Linked DNA regions of Mus musculus: all the other regions are linked to region 1. Evidence: chromatin loops called from intact Hi-C (ENCODE). Cell type or tissue: heart. All regions are shown on one strand.

Region 1 (8,000 bases):
GTACATTTTTGCTGGCTAATAGATTGTTCTTTGTGAAATTTCAGCTTTGCTGCCACTCTGTAAGAAATCATTTATATTTTGTAATACATTGTACTTTTAAAATTCCCAAGTCTATTGACTGAGAAGCATCCTTAGCTTTAGGAACCAGCGACTTCCTCAGATTTTGTTGTCATTTGGCATAGAGTTGTGTCCTGTTTTCAAAGCATCCAAGGATTTAGTTGTGAAACGAAGCTCTTCTCAGAGACACTGCAGCATGCTTGCTGTGGCCGTGCTTTAGGATTTCTTCTATGGTTCTCTTTTGTATTTGCCTGGGATAATGACAAATGTAATGTTAAATATAAATGGCTTGAGGTTATGTTTTAATTTCCTAAATGACTGGATAAACAGTTGAGGACCAAAATGATATGTGTGCAGTTACTGACTCCATGTCCCCTTTAGAAGTCACACAGGATTATTTTTGATTTTTTTTAAAGTATATTTACGTTGTCCCCAAAGTAAAATGCCTTGAGTGTTAGGGTATCTGGCTTACTGAAAATGGTATTTTTAGAAGCTGGGTTAAAACAAGTGCCCTTTTTTCCTCTTCTCCAGTAAAGGTCAAATAGCAGCTCCTGTCAGTTTTTTCAGTCAGGAAGTTAAACATTACTCTGTGTGTGTGTGTGTGTGTGTGTGTGTGTGTGTGTGTGTGTGTGTGTGTGTGTGTGTAACCCTTGTTTAACCTAGCGTGAATCCCATCTCCCCACCCACAATCATATTGCAGGCATAGTTAAAAATAGTAATTACAGAAAAGGGTTTCTTAAAGCTGTATTTTGGTGTGTTCAATACATTGTGTTTTGGTCTTAAACGAGTTTTTCCAAACCAATTCGTAGTTGCAGTATACACTAACTTACATTAAGGTTTTTGAAAGTCAACACTTTTTAAAGCTCGAAATTTGTTTTAAAGAAGGATGAAGGGGGCGGGGGGGGTGTTGGGAGTAGTTAGTAACTAAATCATGGGGCTTGTTTTTAAAGATATCGGTGTGGAAACTGCTTAGTTCCATTTGAAGAAGTTCTGGTATTGATGGACAGCATTGTAAGAAGAGACGTGGTTAATTTTTGCTGGGCCATGGGCTGTACATGGGACTGTGCCTTCCACCTACTTTGTTCTCTCTGATAACGGGCATCTTAAGCAAGTGGTTTTCGACTTGGGAATATCTGGATCCTTAAGATTTGATCCTGTAACCGGTAGGCTTGTTCTGAAGTACGGAGAGGCAAAAGTGGGCGCTAGTGGGCGCTGTGGATCCGTAGAAGTCACAGCCGTGGTTCAGTTTTTCAAAATCGGTCTTGGGCAAGCAACCGAGTATCACAACTGCCACTTCTCTGACTGATAGTTGTCCGGGTCACACCTAACTTCCTGGCCACTGTGGGGTCGCGGGGTGTCCCGGGAGCTAGTGAAGAAAAGTCCTCCCAGACGTTGGTAGTGGAGCTTTGGAGGCGCTGTTCTTGCGGGGAGAGGACCGGAAAGGGAGCGGGCGCACGGAGTTGGGTCTCGGGGTCGGGAAGGGCGGCAGACTGGCTCGCACTGCCGGTGGGCTGCTAAGGCTCTCAGCCTCGTGAGAGTCTGATTTGAGTTGCGTCGGACCGGGCCGGAACACTTGGTGCCAGAATCAAGTTAGAAGGCCCTCAGTTAATGGCTCAGAGGGATCCGCCAAGTACCAGGGCGCCATACGCGCGAGGGGCGGCAGGGAGCGAGCGCCACAAGGCGGAACGCTGCGTCCACCACGTCTCGCCCTATCCTAGCGAGGGCACTCGCCAGCACAGGCACTTGCCGGGCGAGGTGACCCTGCTGGTGCGAGTGGCTAAGAGGCGACCAACCCTGTGCCCGGCGCCCAGCGGGGCTCGTCCTGGGGGCGGGGCTCACCTGTCAGGGGCGCCCTACCTCTGGGTGCCCAGTGTCGGGTAGGGGGCGGCAGACTGACGGGAATGCTGCCCAATCAGCGCGCGCTCGCGGCGCGGCGAGCCAATGGGCTGCGTTTGACTGGGCGGGGCCCCGCGTTTATAGTGCTCTGACAGCGCGCCCGGCGCGCTGACTCTCCGCGGCGGGGACAGAGGCACCGGTCGGATCGCGGAGCTGCGCGCAGAGCGGGTCCTGGCGCCCTCCCCGCACACAAAGGCCCGCGCGCGTCAGACGCCTGCGGGGGTTCCAGTGCTCTCCTGACTGCTTAGTGGCCGCGAGTTGCGAGGATTCAGGAGGCGCCCTTTATCTCTGCGCTCCAGGACATGGAACCGCGCCGACGCGGCGCTCGCTTGCCCGGGCCACTGCCCGCTGTCCTGGATCTATAGTCAGGCGGCCCCTCTCGGGGAGCAGCACCCGCCGCCTCACACCGACTCGTCTCTCCGCTGCGGGCCTTTGTCCCGGCCCAGTGCCCTCGCCGCGCCCGCCCTCCGCGGCTGGCCCGGCACCCTGGAGCCGCACGGGAGCCGACTGTCCCAGCTGCGTCCGGCGCAGCGCCCCGGAGCCCCGAGTCCGCCGAGCCGCCGCGCCCCGCGCGTTCGACCCCACCCCGCGCGCTGAGGGACGCGCAGGGTGAGCGCACCTGGCCTCGGCGACCGCGGGAGCGGCGCGGCGTGTCCGCCCCGGAGGATTGGGGGTCGCTGCCCGCGGCCGGTCCCAACGCGTCCCGGAGTGCGCAGAACTGGGAGCGGCTTGGGCATGGCCATGGCCCGGTCCAGGAGGGACTCTGTGTGGAAGTACTGTTGGGGACTTTTGATGGTTTTGTGCAGAACTGCGATCTCCAGATCGATAGTTTTAGAGCCTATCTACTGGAATTCCTCGAACTCCAAGTAAGTGGTGTCCACGAGCCTTCTCTCTTCCGCGGTGCCCTCGGCCGGCGCCCGGGGTACGCTGTATGGTCCGGGCGGGAGGAGGCCTTGGACCCTGTTTCTAGAACCTGGGGCTCCTGTCCCCTATCCCCCACCCTTCCACATTTCTCTAGGTGGGGACCGGTTGATCTTGAGAGCGCGGGTTCCAAGGGTACTCTAATTAGGCTCCAACCTCAAGTGCTCTAGGAGTCCCAAAGCCCTGGCGACTTGGTGGCATGCCCGGTAAGGTGTCTGATGGCGCTACCCGGCCTCCTTTCTTTTTCGAGGACGGAGGACGTTGCCACTAACGGGGCTACAGACACACATTGGCGGGCTCCGAGAGATGCTGCGCTTGCGAGGAGCGCGGGAGCCACGGGCCGGGGCCCAGCGAGAAGGCGACAAGAACTGAGAGTCTGGGGTGGTGGAGCGTCCCTTAGAGGAAGGGAGCTGGGCCCGGGGCGTCCCTGAGCCGGGATACCTCGGCGCCTTCTTGCTAGCCCGAATGTGCGCGGGGAGCTCGATGGCTCAGCCAGAGAGCTCAGGCGGCGAGCTCTCTGCATGTCGGCCTCTCCCTTCGCGTCGGAACTGGTGGTCTAGGTCCAGTGCGGCGCGGTCCACTTAGGTGGCTTAATTTTAACGACGCCTTCAGGGCCCTACCCAGTCAACGCTGCAGCCTTTGCACTTGGGGAATCGGGAGTCAGACTTGCTTTTAGCAAAGCGCACAGTCGGGAGAAAACCAGGCCTGAGACTAACTTTCAGGTCTGGTCTCCCTGAGTGCGCTCCTTGTTTCGAAAATGCTAGCCATCCCTTGGAATACGCAGCCATGGCCCCAGTAACCGTGCCTGGGTGCTGCTTCTTACCTCATTTCCCAACCACCGCCAGAAAGTGCTGTGCGGAATTCTGGACTCAGCCCTAGGAGAGCGTGGAGACGCGGCTGGCTCCTGGTTGGAGTCAGACCTTTCAGATTAGAAGCAAAATCAATGGCCTAATTGGAGTTGAGCGTGCGGTGCACGGCTTCAGAGTAGAGGTGAACGAATTGTTTTTGAAATTACCACATAAGCAAAGAATTGTACCTACTCTCTTGAAAGTGGTAAATTTCAAATTCAGCAACATAATTGACCAAACACGTTTCCCTTCGAAAGGGCAAAAAAATCTATAGTTGTAAATGACTCAAAACATTTTTTTTTTTTTTGCCTGCTGCCAGGAGGCCCTTGTTTTAAACTTACTGCGGCCCCCCTCTAACGTAGTCTTGATCTGTTAAAGAATTTTTTCGTTTTGTTTTGTTTTTTAAAGCAAGGTGTTGCATTTGCTCTCCTGGCGTGGTATCTTTGCATCCACACGGGATCTACAGGCACCTGGTGGTGCCCGAAGGCGCCTGGCTGGGATCTGAGCGCTGCAGCCTTTGCCATTCGGACTGGGGCCCTGGTGGTAGCTGCTGCTGACGCTCGCGGTGCCTACAGAGGTCACCCTTCCCTGCCGAATGCTAGCTATGAGCGCGCCCATCCCCCCATCCCTTCCCTGGGCTGCCTCCCTCTCTCCACTTTGCACTTTCACTCACAGCCTCTTTTGGGGAGGCCGAGTCTCCCCCCCCCCCCCCACTGCCTAGATTTAATATTTATATTTAAGTCTAATTTAAAGAAATTCCCATTAAACCCCTTCTGAGTAACATAACCATCTTTTCTGTTCATAGTGACCACTATACTTGGGTGTGCAGACGGAAGGATTAGAAATACTGATTTGTTTAAACAGCACTGCCACCAAGTGCACGTAGCACTTGGAGAATCATGTCTTTGATTTGAAACCTGTTATGTTAGGGAGGGATTTGATCTTCAACAGGATAGTTTTCCGAGCTGTGGCCACAGATGTATAGAGAGCTGCTAGGGCCCTGGGTTTTGGAGGAGCAGGCCTCCCTGTACCGTGCAGTTGTGTGATTACTCCCTGGCCTCCACAATAAAATGTCTTAGAATTTTCTTGAGGATGGCTGGAAGTCTTTGGAAAGCCTGTGGCTGAATGCTGTCTGTGAGATCAGAAAGACTTCTTCCTCGGAAGAGTAACACAAAAGAGCCTTTTAGTTTTTAGTGCCTGGCATCGCCTCCCTTGTTCACTTTTTCAGAGAAAAGTTTCTGTAGGTAAAATGTGGCAGGTAGGTAGCCAGACGCTTGGAAGCTTTACCTTACTTTGCATGAACAAGTCACTTGTCATGAAACAGGCATTGGTAATTAGATTTGTTTCATTCTGGGGTCAGCCTTTTTAGCAGGTGGTCGACACAGGGAGCATGCAGCAGCTGCTTGCTTGTAGAGCCCAGAGAATCCTTTGTAAACTGGAGTCTCCATAACTACTTTAATCACATTGCCTGCCATCCCATCCTGGAGAGTTTATGTAATAATCAGAAGTTCTGTGTACTCAAAGATTATGTGGCTGCCCTGTCAGATTAGTCACATTGTATCTGAAGATGTGGGCGCTGTTTAGGTCACTTTTCAACTATTTTTAAGTTCTGGAAAGAGTTGCAAAGCCTGGCAACCATTTCTAATTAACATTTCAGTAGAACCCCCTCCCCACTGTAGTGTCTTAGCCGGAATAAAGCGGTGCCTGCTTGTTGTGGTTTTGATGGGTAGTAGTTTCACTTGGGCTTAGCAACTCTACACTGGCAGAGGATTCTAAAAGAAATTACACCCTTGAATATTTCCTTCCAGTATTAATTTATGTCTGGTTTTTTTTTTTAATTCTATAAGTCACACATACATACTAGTTAATTTACAGAGCACTGTGCTTTTCCCATGCAATGTTTTTCCACACATAATACTGAATTCCTGAAATTGATTGAGTTGATACAAAAGAATGGCTGGATAATATCCAGATAACCTGAAACACAGGCCTCTCCCTAGTCAGGCTCTGAATAAATACAGGCCTGTCAAATTGATAAACTAAACTACAATGGATAGCACTGCTTAAATAACCGGTCAATAACGCATATACGCCAGCCTACCTTCTATTGTGTCTGAAATTCCTATTTTTGTAGATAAACAAATACAGATTCAGCATTGATTGAATAGCCCCTTGAACTATGCTCCACAGTTTGCATTTGGGCCAATCTTGTTGGTTTTAATATAGAGAGGGGGGAAAAAAGCAAACCAGAAAGCACCGGGGTTGGGATTGGTACTGCCTCACATCCACACTCCTCACGCTTTGTCAGGATGATAAACTATGGGTTGTGCGTTGTCCTTGTTCCACAGCAGAGCCTGGCAGAACACAAAGACAAATGTGGATGCCTTTTCAGATGAGAATCTGAGAGTCATGTGTCCTGGGACTGAACTTCTTAACCTCCTGCAATTACAGCTTCCAGCCCCCAAAGGAGAGTTGAGGCTAAGATAATTTGCTAGGCACTTGGTTCTAAATCTTTGACAAAGCTTAGCTCTTGACACTTGTCCTACTAATGCAAAGAAATGCAAATGACCCTGGTGGATCTGACTCGGTAGCTGGAGCTCGAAAGACAGGTGAATTTTAAGCATCCCCAGGAACCCCCTGAAAACCGCGTGTTGGAATGGGTTTATTAGCTTTCCTAGAGCCTCTTCGCACACTAAGACGAATCCTGTTGCTGGATCCACAGGATAGCCTCCTTCAGACTAGCACTGAGGGCCCTGCAGTAACTAAATCCTTGTTGTCTAATCTTCAGCTGAAATATTTCGGGTTGCTCTCCGGAGCTTAATCTGACACCTGACTTGAAGCTGCATTTCAGAAGGCATTCTCGGAATGGGAGACTATTCCAGATCCGAGCATGACTGCAGGGCATCGTCACAGAAGTGGGAGTGGCAGGGAACAGCATATATAGACTGTAGGCCCTGGGAAAAGAATTGTTTTAAGGAACAATATTTCTTTGACATTCTAATGAAAACTTTATTCTTAAAATATCTAATTACGAATTGGACACTAACAAGCCTCTTCTCCAAAAGATTATTAAAATGTCTCCAGTTACCGCCTGCCTTTGCTGCCTGCATAAAGAACCTGTTTTTCAGGCCACTTATATTCCTGCATAAAGAGAAGTGTTGGACTGTTTAAAATATTTTGATTAAAATATGCAGATCCGGTAGAACTGTAAGCTTCTAGAGAGAAGTGAGCTCTCTCTAGGTAGGTTCCCCTCCCCCCATAAAGGGGTGGATTAGACCCCACCCCCCACCCCCCACCCCCGCCCAGGCAAGGAATAAGAACAACCCCAAAGGAAGGCTAGCAAACGAGACGTGTTCCGAACAGCTTGGAAAAAACTCCTGTGGCTTCATTGTCTCTGCAAAGCCGAAGAATACAAAAGCAAGCAGTCAGCCCTTCTCCCGTGATGGGAGATGCAAACCGTTGACACGGCTCCCCTGTTTAACTTGTTTAATTCTCATTTTAAATTCAGCACTATACCAGCCGTGTGAACTCTGAAGATTTCTTTAGTAATCCATTTTGTAGTTCGGAATCAAAAACAAAGTGAAAGGGTCTGACACAATTTGCTTTTATTTTTAGGCAAATCAACCCTGGTCATAGTTAATAAGGGGATTACAACCCAGACTACGTCTTTACAGATGTAAAGTAAATCAAGGGCAGAGCATAAAGAAACGGATCCCTTTTGATTGAAGTATGGTAAAAAGGCATAGAGGAGCTAGCGGCAGTAATCTGATTGTATGGCAATAAAACCACCATTTTCTGTCTTTCAGATAAAAATAATGTGGTAAATCCATGCAGTTCATAAGATGTAAAGGCAGATAAAGGGGAAGCCATGGCAACATATAGATTAGCTTGCTGTTAGAAATGACACGTCCCTGAAAAGTGTGTGGGGCGAAGGCCCTCGCTCCAGGCTGTTTGGTTATGTGAGAGCCACACAGACCTGGGAACCCGGATTAAGAGTCATGAAAGCGCCACTTGTGGTCTGGGGTGGCCAAAGCCGAGAAAGGGAGCCGTGCAGTTCTTGCTCATTGGTGGGAGATAATATGGCCAAGGTAGCTTTCATTGACGGCCTTTTTATAGACCGAGATGGAGGCTGATTAAAACTCACAGCTCGCTGCAGTCCTTAGGGCCTGGAAGCTTTTCCTACTTAACTCTTGGCCTGACAGAGCCAGCCATTCTGTAGGATTAACTGCCCTTCGCCGCCCTTGCCTTCATCTATTTGGGCTTCAGGCAGAGACCTGC
Region 2 (8,000 bases), 330 kb after region 1:
CTTCCTGGCTCCTCTGGGTCTTTCTGCTTCAGCCTAAGAGGAGTGTGTCTCTCACTTGCAGGATCCTCATGATTTCACTTTCTCTTTCCCTTTCAGAGACTGCCCGTCCGCTCCTCAGAGCAAAAAGCTTCCAGGCTGCAGACCCATCTCTCTGACAGTTGGTCTCTGTGTCTGCGGTCTGCGTTTGTGCGTGCCTGCAGAACTTGATGAAAGCACACGTACCCGTCATCTTTCAACATCAACTCCACTGTATATCCATGCTAGGCAATATTTTGAGTGGATCATTCAAGACTCTTTTTTTTTTCACATGCATATGCAAATAAATGTAGATGTGCACAAATGCTCGTTTACTTTTAAAAATAAAGCTATACACTAGGGTATATTCTATGTATCGCCCCCCTTCATAATGACCCATAGCTGTCATTTCATGCCAGTAACACATATCCACCTGATAATTTTAAGTCCTCTTATAGATGATACATATTTATTGACTAGCTGTGCTGGTTAATTTAGTGCCAGCTTGACACAAACCAGAGTTACCTTGGAGGAGGGACTCTCAGTTGAGGAACGGTGTCCATCAGGCTGGTCTGTGGGCAAGTCTGTGGGGCATTTTTTGATTAATGATTGATGTGGGAGGACCCAGTCCACTGTGGGCAGGGCTTCCTCTGGGCAGGTGGTCCTGGGGACTTTAAGAAAGGTAACTGAGCAAGCTAGGGAGAGCCAGGCAAGTAAGTACTGTTCCTCTGTGCTTTCTGCTTCAGATTTTTGCCTCTAGGTTCCTGCCTGAGCTTCCCTCCATCATGATCTGTAACCTGTAAGCCAAATGAACACTTTTTTCCTCAGGTGGGTTTTGGCCAGCATCAGAAGGCAAATTACACTCGCTGATAAAGCTGGGCTGCCTTCAGTTTTAGTTGTAGAAAATGCTACATGAACATTTTGATTATATGTGTATATTATACATCTGTGTCTCTATATATTTGTGTGTATATACATGTGTTTCTATTATGTGCATGTAGATATGTGTGTATATCTATGTATGTCTAGGGTATACACATGTGTATCTATGTATCTGTATCTATGTTCGCTTTTCTATATGTGTGTATATACCTGTGGATGAGTATATATGTAGATATTTGTGTATGTATGTCTGTATGTGTGTAAATGCATTTGTCTAGCATGTATATACATGTATATGCATGTGTAGGTGTATGTATATGTTTCTATGTATGTTTGTATATCATGTGTATCTAGTATATGTATATATACATTATATCTCTGTGTGTATATGTGTGTGTGCATATTTATGTATATACATGTATGGTATATTTTGAATGAAAATCTATCTGGGTGCACAATGCCAATGTTTTGATGATTTTCCCCCTAGGAATGGTTTTCTATGGCCCTTGGCTTTGTTCTTTGGATTGTTATTTCCTCCTTCAATTCATCTTTCTTTTTACATAAAACATCAACAGTTAGCATCTGAATACTCCCTCTGCTTGCTTACAGCCTGGTGTAGTTGGAGGAGGGTCCTGACACCCTGTGTATTTCTTATTATCTCTGACCTCTTCAGCTCAGGAACAAACATATAATTCTTTTAAAGATGGCATAGATCCTTGTTTATAAAATCATGCCTTATTAGGTAAAACACATGCTTCTTCTTACCAGTCTGGATCTTTCTTTTTCATGTATGTATGTATGTATGTATGTATGTATGTATGATGTGTGTTTGTATGTATGCATATTTGTATGTATTTATTTTATTCACTTTACATCTCAATCACTGCCTCTCATCCCTGTCACCCCCTCCCTGTCACCCCCTCCCTGTCACCCCCTCCCTGTCACCCCCTCCCTGTCAGTCACCCCCTCCCTGTCACCCCCTCCCACAATCCTTCCCCCATTGCCTCTCCCCTTCTCCTCTGAGAGAATGGAGACCCCCTGAGTATCCCCACCTCCCTTGCACTTCAAGTCTCTACAACACTAGGTGCATCCTCTCCCACTGAGTCCAGACAAGGCAGCACAGCTAGAACATATCCCACAAATCAATAGCTTGTGGGATAGCCATGCCCTAGTTGTTGAGGATCCACACAAAGACCAAGCTGCACATCTGCTACTTACGTGCAGGGAAGCCTAGGTCCAGCCTGTGTATATTCTTTGGCTGGTGGTTCAGTCTCTGGCAGCCCCAAGGGTCCATGTTAGTTGACTCTGTTGGTTTTCCTGTGGATTTTCTATCCTCTTTGGGGCCCATAATACTTCCTCCTGTTCTTCCATCAGAGTCCTCAAGCTCCATCCACTTTGGATTGTGGGTCTCTGCATCTGTCTGAGTTAGCTGCTGAGTGGAGCCTCTCAGAGGACAGCTATGCTAGACTCCTATCTGCAAGAATAACAATTATTAATAGTGTCAGGGCTTGGTGCTTGCCCGTGGGATTGGTCTTTAGTTGGGCTGGTCATTGCTTGGCCATTCCCTTACTCTCTACTTCCTTCCCCCTTCCCTGTATTTCTTGTAGGCAGGATAAGTGTTGGGTTGAAAGTTTTGTGGGTGGGTTGGTGTTCCTATCTCTCCACTGGGGTTCCTGCCTCCCAAAAGGAGGTGGCCTCTTAAGATTCTCTATCCCCAGTGCTGTGAGCCACAGCTCAGGCCACCCCCATTCAATATCGATTGAGCCAAGAGTCAGGGAACTATGAAACATTCCTGAGGCGTTGACTAAACAAACTTTTTTGTTCAGTGACAAGGTTCTCTGAGACATGCACTGTGGACTTTTCACAGAACCTCCTGTCCACCAGGGAAGGTCAACAGGGGACCTTAAGATGGAGCCGGGCAGTGGTGGCACATGCCTTTAATCCCAGCACTTGGGAGGCAGAGGCAGGTGGATTTCTGAGTTCAAGGCCAGTTTGGTCTACAGAGTGAGTTCTAGGACAGCCAGAGCTATACAGAGAAACCCTGTCTCGAAAACCCAAGCAAAGGATTGGGGTGTGTGTGTGTGTGTGTGTGTGTGTGTGTGTGTGTGTGTGAATATGATTAAAAACATGTCACGTGAAAACCTAAAAGGAGCAATTAAAACAAAAAGACTCCAGGCTCTCTGCTGAAGAACCCTCCGGAGGGCTCGTCTTTATCAGCATAATGTGTTTTTAGAGTCATTCCCTCCGAGCTGCTGAGGGTGAGGAGCAGTTTAATCTTTTCCAGCCAGTGTTGCATTCCACTCATGCTCAAGTTCAGCTTGAAACTAGGCAAGTCTGCTTGGCTGGTCTCTCCACGTCTCAGCCCTCTGGCGTTTGTGCTCGAGAAGAGTAAGCACAAAGCTGCATCTTTCACTGTTCTGACTGGAAAGTCCTCAGCCAAAACTACCGGACTGGACTGTTAGGTGCAGAGTTCATTCTTGCCACTGCTGCTGGTGACAGTATTGTTTAGCTCTCTCCATCTATGTGACCTAGGCTACCCTTTCTCCTGTCTCTAATAGAGTTCTCTCCCACTCCATCCCCCTGCAGTAGTCTCCCTGAAACCCTTTCTCCTATTCTTTAGACACAAAGCCAAGGTGATATTAGACAATACTGCAGCCAACTCCATTATAATAAACTCTGTTTATCTTTTTCTAATTTAAACGAAAGTCTTTTCACAGTTTTAAGTTATTTTCCCTCCAGGTGCAGTGTGTTCCCTAAACTTGTGGGTGGCTCTATTTTTTTTTAATTAGATATTCTCTTTATTTACATTTCAAATGTTATCCCCTTTCCTCATTTCCCCTCCAAAAACCCCCTTCCCCACACCCTCTTCCCTGCTCACCAACCCACCCACTCCTGATTCCCTGTCCTGGTGTTCCCGTACACTGGGGCATAGAGCCTTCATAAGATCAAGGGCCTGTCCTCCCATTGATGTCCCACAAGGCCATCCTCTGCTACATATGCGGCTGGAGCCATGGATCCCTCCATGTGTGCTCTTTGGTTGGTGGTTTAGTCCCTGGAAGCTCTGGTTCAGTGAAGGAAGTAGCCGGATTTTGAGTTTTCTGAAGTCTTGACTGTGTTACGTTGCTAGGACTGCTCATGCTGGTGACTGGCTGTTGCTGCCAGCTACTGCTAGAAACTTTGCTATTGTTGAACTTTGATTCAGTGTGTGGTTTGGGTCTTTACACAAAATACTGGATTATTTCCAGTGGTAGCCATTCAAAGGCACATGAAGTGGAAGCCCACATTCTTTTAGGGCTTAGAGCCCAAACGGCTTGACACATTCCAGAGTATTCCTTCTCAAACTAATCATAGAACCCACCTAGACTCCCAGAGAGAGAAAAACACAAACAACTGTGACCATCCTTAATCTGCCACATATATTACTAATACCTTTACTGTAAAGAAACTGTCCGATAACTTCCAGCAGGTATATTCATAAAGTGTATACACTGATAACTTGCTGGTTAAAATTAAACATAAAAGCAAGAATTACTTAAAATCTAAAAATGGGAATTAGGTTAAAATGTTCTTATTAAAGTGCATTTTCATGCAAAAGTCGCATATGAGCTGGAGAAGTGGTATCCTACATTAGCTTTACTGACAGGCTATGCCTTCCTCCCCTGACTTGTTCTTGTGACTGTGACTTCCCTGTGGGTGGAGGAACTCAGGCAGAGCCTGCCAGCCAGCATGGTAACTATGCCACCTCTTTACCCCTGTAAGTCATAGCTCAGCATCTCATATAATGGCAATTCCCTAGACCACACTATTTATATTAACAGACACAATGAAAAGGTCCAGGTGCTGCCTGATCGGTCTCTCTGAGAATCCACCCAATCACATCTTGATCCCACTGATGTACCAGAAACCAACGAGCCCATACCGTTCCCCTTTTCAATCAGTCCCCTGCCTCTGAGAAGGTGCACCTGGGCGCAGGGTAGCATGATATTGCCTTATCGGAGTTTGCCAAGGTTCAGACTGTGGCAGCACAATGTCGGCACAGCTCTATGCTCACCTAGACCAATGCCAGCATGGTTTCTTTGTCAAGCAGCAGCGCCTTTCCTCCTGGACCAGGCCAGCGTCCATTCACAAGCACTTCCTTTCCCTTGGTTCTTCTCTTGTGGAATCCTGCTTTTTTTTTTCCCTCCACATTATTTTTTATTAGATATTTTCTTCATTTACATTTCAAATGCTATCCCAAAAGTCCCCTATACCACTTCCCCCGTCCTGCTCCCCTACCCACCCACTCCCACTTCTTGGCCCTGGTGTTCCCCTGTACTGGAGCATATAAAGTTTGCAAGACCAAGGGGCCTCTCTTCCCAGTGATGGCCGACTAGGCCATCTTCTGCTACATATGCAGCTAGAGACACGAGCTCTGGGGGTACTGGTTAGTTCATATTGTTGTTCTACCTATAGGGTTGCAGATCCCTTCAGCTCCTTGGGTGCTTTCTCTAGCTCCTCCATTGTGGGCTCTGTGTTCCATCCAATAGATGACTGTGAGCATTTGTGGGGTCCTTCTTAGAGCCACATGTGGATACATGGTTGCTACACAGAATTCTATCCAGAGTCTGTCCATAGGCTTTGCATTTGGCATTGTAGGGTGTATTTAAAGTGGTTTTTTGAGGTTTATTTTTTCCACTACCAACTCACGCTTACTTAAAAAAAATAGCTATAAAGAAAGAAGAGAGTAGAGCCGGTGGGTGAAAAGGTGCTTGCTGCCACAACTGGCAGCCCAAGTTCTATTCCCAGAACCCGCACGATGAAAAGAAAGGCTCCTGCAAGGTGTCCTCTGACCTCCACTCATGCGGTTTGATACATGTGCTCACACACATACACACATTTAGATATGGAGAAAGGGATGGAAATGGCCCATAGTTTGGGCACCTGTTATACTAACAGTACAGTTCTTTATTTTCTGATTTGCATAAACTACTATGCCACATAACAAGCTGCCCCCTCTACATTTCTTTAACTCAGTACACATCTTTTCATGCCATTAAAAGCTTATTTATATCCTTATAACACAAACATAGCACTAGAATCATTTTGAGACCCTACGATGTTGTTACTATGTGTCACAATTTGCAATGCTTCATGTGAGTGCCTTTTATCTCTTGTTTTGTGTTCCCCTTTACTGGGCCCTTCAGCTCAACACAAGTTAACATGCTTTCCTTATCCCAGTCTCCTCCCTGAGTCCCGAGGTCAGCGTCTGACACATAATGGAGTTTCAACATTTCCTGTTGAGTGAATGAGTGAACGAGCAGATGAATGACTGACTCCATCAATCAAAGCCATCCCCCCTCCTCCTTTTTCTGAGCATACAGACCCTCCTGGGCCCTTGGAACAGCCATACATTTCTCTGTGGTTGGCTGTCCATCTGGAAGCTGCATGTAATAAATGCCACATCACAGGAAGTTTAAAAGGATGAAAGAGATAGTATTTATAAAATACTTAACTTCTCTAGAAGGACAATCCCAGCCAAGTCCAATGAGTGTACTGTTATCACAGACTCTGCTCAGCCCCATTAATCACACGCGTTTCTCTGGCTTGCATTTTCTCTGAACAGCTGTGTGTCTAACAGTTGTTCCCTGGAAGCATTTCCTGGAAGCTGAGTTGGAGCACTAGCCTCTGTGAGTGAGTGTCACACTTTTTCAGAATAGCAGGGTGTTTTACACTAATTAAAAAGGTGATTCCCCGCCCCCAATCTGCTCAGGTCGGGTTGGAAGTTATTACCTTAATTTTGCCACCAGGAAACTGACACAGAGAGACACCTACTCACACAGCATTAGATGGAAGATAATAGAGGGAGAACTTGAATTTGAATCTTCTGATTTTCTATCTACTCAGTGAATTTACCTTATTAGACTTTTTAAGTCTGTAGAAAAATAAACAAAATTCTTATAAAATAATATTGAGTTTTAAGAATAAACCATTGGCTTCAGGGTATCCAGGTCAGAATGCTCATTAGTGAAATTTCTTAATTACAATGTATTTAACAGAGAGCCTTCATATGGAAGGTTGTGGTTCCCACCCTGTAGGCTTTTAAACCTAAAGCATAATATCAAAACATGCAGGATGCTTGGGTCTGGTATGGCAGACTCACAGGGCACAGCCCAGATAGATGCTAATGTTAGAGCACTCTTGTTACACTGGAAACATGCTTGCTGTAGTTTTCAGCAGTAAACAGATTGCCTATGAAAACCAGACCAGGATGGAGATTGGCTGATTTCTCTCTCTGTTTATTCTAGTATTTGCTGGGCAGTAGGCTTCTGAGAGGAACAAGGAAAGTGAGACACTGTTTCTTGCAGAAGTGCATTTCTTTGGGAAGGATCTGAAACAAATGGCTGGAAACACTGTAAGATCCTTTAAGACTGTATCCATCGGGAGGTAGAACATGCAGGCTTGGAGGAACAGAGGGCAGTTATAGGTGGAAACAATGGAGGATCAGGAGGGGGGTGACAGTGGGTGGCAGGGGCATGGCTCTTTGAGGAGACACCTTTGAGCAGAGACCTGAGTCTAAGAGAGGAAAGTGCCAATGGCCATCACACAGACACCAGGCCCCTCCCCCTGCCTGATATGTTATTATTAGCATTTCCCTTATTCTTAAGATGCACATATACTCATGTAGTTTGGAGTACATATGTGAGTATAGTTTTTGTTTTGTTTTGTTTTGTTTTTTGTTTTTTTTTTTGTTTTGTAGAGGACAAAGTAAAACATTGAATGTCTTTCCTCAGGTTCCAGTCAGCTATGTTTTGTTTTGTTTTGAGGCAGTGTCTTTCACTAGCCAGGAACTCCCTGAGTAGGCTAGACTGTCTGTCCAGCAAGCCCCAGGCATTCACCTGGGCCTCCTTCTACTTCCCCAACACCACTACTTCCCCTTTGTCCCTTTCGCTGTTCTTTCAACAAGTCCACTGTTGCTTCTGCTGCAGCTTATTAGGTCACTCAACCTGGAAGGAGCCTGCTGCTAGGCACTCCCTTGACCAGGGGAGGGCCCAGGGAGTAACTCCTGAGGTTGTGGTGCCAGCCCACGAGTCCGACAGGTAGAGGATGCCTGGACGTACTGTCCT
Region 3 (8,000 bases), 520 kb before region 1:
CAAACTTTCAGGTGTGTCTCAAGAGAGAGAGCTAAGGACAGATCCGGGTGAGTCCAAAAGAGTTATGGAGGTTTGAAGATAGCTAGGTAGTTTTAAGATTCTAAACACTGACCTTGCTGAATAGAAACATGACATTTATGCCAAACTATTGCTATCACCAAGGAAATTTTGAGATAATCAGATCAAGTTACAAAGAAATGAGCTCAGAAGATGAACAGTTGAGAGAGATTAAAAGGGAGACAGTTTATAGACTGCTGAGCCACTTGGGAGTGGATGCCGATTCCTGGGAAGCCATCGTAAGTGATGTGGCGAAGCCTGTGGACTGCTAACATCCAGGGACTGTTCTCCAAAGCCAGAGATGGTGAGAAACTGTGTCTGCACGCTCACACATCATCAGAGCACAAGAGAATAAACTCTTACAACGTTCCTATTCACAAGTGATAGAGCTGCTTTGATTACACCCGAGTCATCTCTCCAAGGAGCAGAGGCTATGGAGCTCCAAATGCTGGGGTCTTGCAGGCACCATGGTTTCTCACGTCTGAAAAGTTAAGCATCAGGTGTGGCTGGAAAGTTCACACTGATGCCACTAGAATTCCTTCCAACTACAGCTCCAGAGGTGATAGGGTTTGAGCAACTTTGTGAAAAGATTTATGTGGCAAGAGTGAAAGCCAGTTAACATGGGGCTACATGGGATGGCACCTACATCCAAACTCCTGTTATCTCAGAACGTGAAGATATTTAACACTGTATCTTAAAGACGGAGCTGTGAAGTCATACAGACTGGGTTTATTTCAATGCAGCTGCTCTCCTGATCAGGAGATACAAAGAGAAACCCACAAAACCTCAGTGAAAGGAAAGCTAACCCTCACACCAGAGGGGAAGGCCTCAGAGACTAACAACGTCTTTATCTTGGATTTCCAGCTTCCAGAATTAGGAAGAAAACTTTCCACTTTCCAAGACACCAGTCTGTAGGTGAAGATCTTAGGAATTTGTGATGTCTGCTGAAGCAGCCTATAGGCACCCTACTGCACCTAGGTCAAGGTGATGCCGTGAGGGCCGCATATTTCAGGGTTGTAGTGTGAACTAAGTCTGTTGGACTTTCACCATGTGAGGTAAGCTGCAAGAATTTGTTTGCCCGGCTGGGTTTTAATCTTAGTTTGGTTCAGTCTCTCTTGTTGTGACTCTGTTTCTCCATATAGGGATGGACATGTTTAGTGTGCACACTGAATATAACTCTCTTTTCATCTTTATGCACACTCACAGCTTAGAGGGTGTCTTGCGTCACAGTAAACACACACACACACACTTTTTTTTCAAGTTTTGAAACTATTAAAGCTTCAGGGACTTTCGAAATTCAACCAAATTCACTGTGTATTGTGTGATGGCCTTTGAGGGCCGGGGGCAGAGTGTGATGATTGCCATCGGACTAGCCATACAGGCTCATGTTTAGAACACTGAATCTCTGGCTTGTGGCACTATTTCGAAGGCTTGGAACCTTTTTGGGGTGCACTCTAGCTCTCACGGGTTAGTTCTGTGGTCAGGCCACTGAGTGCTACACTGTTCTCGAGTTCTCCTGCTCCTTTTGAATCTGTAAGTAAGGTGTCTATCACAATGCTCTTGCCTCCTGGGAGGAACACTTCTGACACCAGGAATGAAAACCGTAAGATAAAACTAAACCTTTCTCTCCTACATTTCTTCTTCCCAGTGTTGCTTCTAATGAACTAAAGGTGAGAATAAACGAATACAGCATGCCAGCTGCCCAGGGATCAGGCCTGCCTCTTCATTCTCTTCTGAGTTATTCCCATCCACATTGCCAAGATTCTTTACAATGCGGCTCTTGGCTGCACGCTGCCGAAATCATTGTTCTATTTCTCCTATAAGCCAGGCCTTTTCTTTATGCTCTCGGCCGGGTCTTTTAGCTTCCTCTTGTTCCACACTCCCCACTGAACTCTAAACAGGAAAAAGAAAGTTTTGTAATTACTTTAGTTAATTTATTTGGCTTACATTTTCTTCTGCACATTCACCTAAAGGTGACACCTGATTTTAAAAGCTGCATCTAAATATATCTAGAATAATCGCTTCTGATGAGTATAAAGATTCTAATTGAAGGAAATCATGGGGTCATGGTTTAATTGGCCACATGTTTTCTTTGTGGAATACATAGTACAAGTGTGTCTGCCAATCAGCACATCTGAGATGTGAAGGGTTCATTGGCACAGCCACAGCCTCAAGCTGAAATGTCTGTCATTCCCTCTAGCAAGAACTCCCTTCATTTCTTCACCAGGGCTTATCTCAAGCTTAAATTAATTTTTCTCTTTTTATGGGAGGTGTCATAGCTTCAGCTGTCAACCACAACCTAGGGTCACAGAAAAAGATGGAATCTCACCTGAAGAAGTGCCCAGATCTGTGGCCAAGTCTGGGAGGCATTTTCTTAATTTCTAATTGATATAGGAGAACCTAGACAACTGTGGGTGTGCCGTTCCTAAGGAGGTGCGGCTGAGAAAGTCAGGGAACACAAGCTTGTAAACACAGTTCCTCCATGGTCTTTGCCTCAGCTCCTGATTCCAGGTCCTTGCCTTGGTGTCCCCTGATTACTGACTGAATAAAAACTATACAATGGAATAAACCGTTTCCTCCTCCTCAGGTTACTTTTGGTCATGGCGCCTTTTCGGCAACAGAAAGCAAACTAGAACAGGGAGTTTGAGACCCAGATCTCAGCTCTTTTATTCCTCTGCAGCATCAGCTCTACTGTAGGGTTCCTGACTGATTTAACGGACACTCTGCTGCGGGGAAGGCCATTCTGCAAAGGTGACAGAGGATACGAAGCGGCAACAGTGTGGCAGGTGAGTTCCCCCTACACTCTGGCCATTAGTACCAAAACAGACCGCTCTGCAACAGGACAACATTCTTTTGCTTTATAAAAGGCATGTGAAAGGCAATCAGGTTTTTCGTGAGCAGTTAATAGGACAAAGCTACAAAGCTTTGACATGAGTTTACTGCAGCATCCGAGTGGATCTTATTAGTGAAATGGACGTCCCTCTGCAGGAATGGTTGCAGACCCTGAAAATGTGGCTGCCAGAACACAGAAGAAAAAAGATAAACGTAAACAAAACTCTCACAAATACAGTCTGGATATCTAAAGCAAATAGTCCCCATCTGGGTGTTTTCTTGTGCAGTGACAGACACAAACCAGGTTGAAGGCAATCTTTCTGCTCTAACCCTTAAGCCGAGAACAGATGCAATTGCCTTTCTAGATACAAAAGAATAAGAAATAAGCTAGTGTTTGGAGCAGGCATCGATACTTGGTTGGGTCATAAATCATAATTAAGTAGAAATGGGGGCCCATTCTCAGGTTTTGACTGCAGTTTTCCGTTGTAATAGGATGTGATGGTGGAGACCTGGCAAATGTCTCATTATTTTGCTCTGTCTGTATGGAGACCAGTTTCACTCCAAAACGGCCCATCGTTTGTTTGTGCAATTTAGGAACTGTCTTGCTGGTGCTGTGGAATAAAGAAACACCCACTGGCCTGTAAAAGCATGCAAATTAAATGTCTATGTCTTGTACTGAGAAAGCATTTAGGGGTGACAGCAGCAGACCTAAGAAGCTGAGCAGATGAAGGGTGATGACTCCCCTCTTCCTGGGGATAATTTGAGTGAATGACAGGTCACACTAATTGTTCTTTTAAAATGTTCTGTGAGTGCAAGATGTTAGCAGCCATCACGACTGTCTCAAGAGTTTCTGAATTGGCGATTTATATCTGCATTTTAAACTATTAAAACATAATTAAAAATTTTAAGTATGTGAAGAGATTTTAAAAAATTAGATTTTCACAATCCTGAACGGAAAGTGTTCACTTCTAGCTTGCAAAGTGATTTTCTCTTAAATCTCTTGACGATTATGACAATGTGCAACAGCAGGGGGCAGTGGTGCTTCACCGCTTCAAATCTGCTCTTGAGTTCCACAGGAAGTTATTTCAACATTTCCTTGCAAATCAAACCGTAATTATAAGCTAATGTCCTATCCCGCCACCAACCTCAAAGGTCATCAGAGTATGTTTTATAAATGAAAGAAATTGTTAGCTCTAATTACATGTAAAATGAGTCTTATATGCTCAGAGATGCTTGTTTCTTTGGGTTTTTAGATTTCATCTTTATAGACTGAATGAGTTAGCACACACAATATATAAAAAAAGACAAGGTAGCTTTCCAAGTTCCATGTGATACATTGCGTTTTAACTCGGCGATGTTTATGTGCGGTCTCCATGATGTAGAGCACTCGCAATCCAGGTCCCGTGGGCTTGGGACCTTCTAGGTTGCCTAGCGCGACGATGAAAGCTGCTTAAAATAAGAGGTAAATTTAGGGTTTTCTTTCAGGGAGGGGTAAGTTCAATAGGTACACAAATGAGAAATATTGGCCTGGGCACTCTATGATCTCCTGAATAGGAGTTACAGATTCAGCACAGCTAAATGGAACACCCAGGATGGGGACGCTGTGGGGACGGTACCCTGGGAGTACGTGTTATCACATCCCGACCTAGCAAATGACTTGGGAGATTTCCTCGTTGAACTTTAGCAGCTGTTTGTCTGTCCTGGACTGCTAAGCTGAGCTTTGTCTCAATCTCAGGGGAAGTTTTCATAGAGACTTCCACCCACGTGCAGTGGTGTTGACTGCAGTCCCCAATCTGTATTTACCTGATACCTGCTTCTGTAGCTCCTACCCAGCTTCTGCAGCTGGTCCTGCTGAATCCGATTCAAGTAGGGCTAGCACTGGCAATAAAGCAGAGTTCTCCAAACATGCCATCCATTTGAAGATATTTGCTCAGCCTCCGCCTGTTGATCACAGTCTCCAGTGTCACCCCTTTCACCTAAGGGCATCTCCTGGAAACGACTTGACATCTCTCAACTGAAGAGTGGATAAAGAAAATGTGGTACATCTACACAACGGGCACTGTGCCCATTAACCTCCAAGGACTTCATACTGTCCCGAATTACAGTGTGGTGACATAGAGCTGTGCATGTCTGAAGGAATGACTTTACTCTCTGAACAGTCTGCTGAATTCAGATTCTCTCGAAAGTGTGGCTGCCTTCTAACAGTGGATACTGAACAGCAAAGTCCCTGTCTATCACCACAAATCCTGCCACTTTCCTACATAGGTCTGTTGTCTCATTTCATACATCAGAGTAGGGTTGACACAGTCCTCATCCCACCACTCCTATTCCACACAGGGCTTGACAAGCTGTTCCTCTTCCCGGCCAGGGCCTATGCATCTTCCAGCGTTCAGCTCTGGAGACCTCTCATCAGCTCCATTTTACTCGGCTCAGACCAGCATCTAGGACAGGCTCTCGGTGAATTGTTGCAGGTCACACATCATCTGTCTAAGGGACTGAGGATCGATGTGTTGTGAATATTGGTAGCCCCAAGCAATACATCTAACCTGGAAGGTGGTCCCACTGCATTCTATAGCAATTGGTTGAACTGTAGAGAAATAAAGAACAGATATTAATGTGCTTACTGGCCTGAACTTTTAGTCGTTAGTAAATAAAACTGTTTGATTTGCTTCATTCATTAGCACAGTTGAAGGAGACATAGAAAGAACTGACTTTGATCCATGTCAGTATTTTGATTGATTCATTGAGGTTCAGCACGGGATATTTATCTCTTCCCTCTCTGTCTGTGCAGTTCTATAGAACACCACTGAGAAATAACAAGTGCCTTAGGGGGAAGTGCAACCAAATGCTATTCAACTCCTAGAGATTGTAGCATATATAAGACCATCAGAGCACCCTGCTCATGGCAAACATCCTGTCTCACCTTTTGATACAACTAGGGATAGCATCAGGCAGTTTCTGGCCATGGCCTTTGTGTCTCTAGTCTCATCTGTGACTTTGGACTTAACGCAGTGCTGAGCATTAGCTGCACCAAGGAGATGATTGCATGGCGGCATCAAAATTGCATAAGATTAGCGACTCACCATGCAGGGCCAAGAAGCAGGATACTCACATGGTGTGTGACAAGCATGGCTTCATTTATCAGTGGAGATAATGACCATACTGATCAGATGGGGCTTTGTGAGATTTAAGACCAAGTTGACATGTGAAAAAGTCCATTGGATATAATAAAAGTTATATACATATATATGCAGTATACTAAATAATACTATGATAATTTTCGCCATAATTACCATAGTAACTCCAACAGTGTAGGAAAGAATAATTTTAGATAAAATAACCCTTCTGATGCCTTTGGGGCTCACTGATAACCGCACCCTGTGGAATCTGTGTCAAATGAGGAGACAGAGTGGGTTTCCTAAGGTTGCAGGCAAAGTAGCAGAACTCTCTAAACTATAACAACTCCATCTCAGAGCAAGATTCTCTCGAGCCCCCAACCGTGCTCTTCACTCTATGTCAACTTAAGCTTGGTCCTGTTCAGGCTGCTTAAAAATATATAAAAGCCACTCACACAAAAGGAAAGTTTAAGAGGTGGCAGGTAGGAATTAGTCTGGAAAAACCAACAAGTATTGATGTTCAACCTACAGCATCCGGTCATGTTACTTAGCATAAAGACACCTTGTTGGCTTTCAAACCAGAGACCTTAGCTGCTGTGCTGAGTGAGAAGCGACGGTGAGGTGGGCACTGGGGCATGTCACACAAGCTGGGTGACTGTTCTCTGGGCTTGACATCATGGCATATGAGCCAAACCAGGTCAGGACATAACTGTGCACATGAGCTGTGTAAGAACTTTGGAAATCAGATCAAGTTGAAATTCAAAGAGTTGAACGGAACGGACCAAGTGAGGCACTATGGATGTTTTGAGGGGCTGCCGTGCAGGCTGTGGTTGACCCTGCTGTCCCTGTGAGCTTGTGATTGCTCCTGTAGCTGCTTCAGGCCACAGCTGCACTGAAATAGCTCTAACTGTTCTTTGTTTACTCCTAAGGGGTCAGAGCTGGCAGGTCAAGTGCGGTATCCTGGCCTAACTAGACATTTCAGGTCTGGCCAGTTTCTTTATGGTGGTAGAATAAAGTGACTGGGCGGTGACATTTCCTGGTTTTCACTGTTTGTCTTTAGCATTCCTGCTTGTTTAAGGACAATGACACTGGAGGTCCCTGGGCTGATGGTGATGGCTGTGATCATTCTATGGAAGCAGAGTCAAGAAATGTCAGTGTTCTGTAAATAATGATGTAGTTCTTCAATTAATGTGCCTGTTTTCTCTTTAACTTTACGCTCATCCAAATACTTCACTAGACAGTCAATTGTTTTATCTCTAGGCTGTGTGTGCATTTGTGTGCACGTGTGAGTATATATTTGCATGATGTTTGACTGCAAGTATATGTGTGGATACATGTGTATAAGTGTGTGTGAGTGTGTGCAGGTGTATTTGTGTTTGTATGTGTGTATGTATAGGCAGAGGTGTTTGTGTTTCTGTGTATATTTGTGTGGGTGTGAGGGTATGTGAGTATGTATAAGAATGTGCAGGTATGTGTTTGTGTGTGTGTGTGTGTGTGTGTGTGTGTGTGTGTGCAGTCTTATAGAATCTTCTGTGGTGACAAAGGCCCAGTTTATGATTTCTAACAAGATATTCTTCAGAAAAATACCTGACTAATGCTTAATTAAACAAACAAACAAACAAACAAACAAACAAAAAGCCTAAAAGAAAGGTTTTCTCATCGTTTCTCATCACTTCTCAGCCTTTTGGCTAAGATCAAGTGTATGAAGGTTTTCTCATTAACTAGGCTCAAGAAAACTCAAGCCCACTTTGACATATTAATAATTACGGATACTAAATCACATTTGCCCGCTGACAATTACACTACATGCTTTCTCCCTGATCTTTCTCACTCAAATGCTGTCAGGATTTACACTTTAGTTCTAAATGATAGATCGAAATTAGTTTTCTAAAGACATTATTAGACATTGCTTTTTAAATTTTGCTTACTAGGTATTTGGGATTTGTCACATTGTTCTCCAACTTTCACATCAAGAACTCAGGATCACTAATTCTT

The links. Peaks named below come from ENCODE experiments on the same cell type or tissue, not always from the same donor. Only the 100,000 strongest peaks of a DNase experiment are listed, where the experiment ranks them.
Region 2: it touches region 1 in a loop (3.0-fold over the local background); 5 of 42 quality-filtered maps call a loop at or near these places.
Region 3: a loop joins it to region 1, with 5 times the contacts of the local background. A loop is called at or near these places in 13 of 42 quality-filtered maps.

The regions. Positions count from the first base shown.
Region 1 is chr8:8,655,303-8,663,302 of GRCm38, reverse strand. It overlaps Efnb2 (ephrin B2), which reads left to right and starts at 2,061. Exons shown (of 5, transcript NM_010111.6): 1 at 2,061-2,819. The coding sequence starts at 2,689. In heart, CTCF peaks have their summits at 1,246 and 4,259; DNase peaks (open chromatin) are centred at 1,332, 1,982, 3,562, 4,292 and 1 weaker place; H3K4me3 peaks cover 7,134 bases; H3K27ac peaks cover 6,498 bases.
Region 2 is chr8:8,326,683-8,334,682 of GRCm38, reverse strand. No RefSeq gene overlaps it. Among named protein-coding and RNA genes, the nearest start is that of Gm31135, 150 kb to the left of the region's middle. In heart, a CTCF peak has its summit at 3,277; a DNase peak (open chromatin) is centred at 6,482; H3K27ac peaks cover 581 bases; H3K27me3 peaks cover 446 bases.
Region 3 is chr8:9,170,992-9,178,991 of GRCm38, reverse strand. It overlaps Gm39128 (a long non-coding RNA gene), which reads right to left. Exons shown (of 3, transcript XR_870129.3): 2 at 4,693-5,476; 3 at 4,218-4,335. Among named protein-coding and RNA genes, the nearest start is that of Gm39128, 7.4 kb to the right of the region's middle. In heart, a CTCF peak has its summit at 3,923 (motif pointing right); no DNase peak of the experiment used is centred here; H3K27ac peaks cover 609 bases; H3K27me3 peaks cover 384 bases.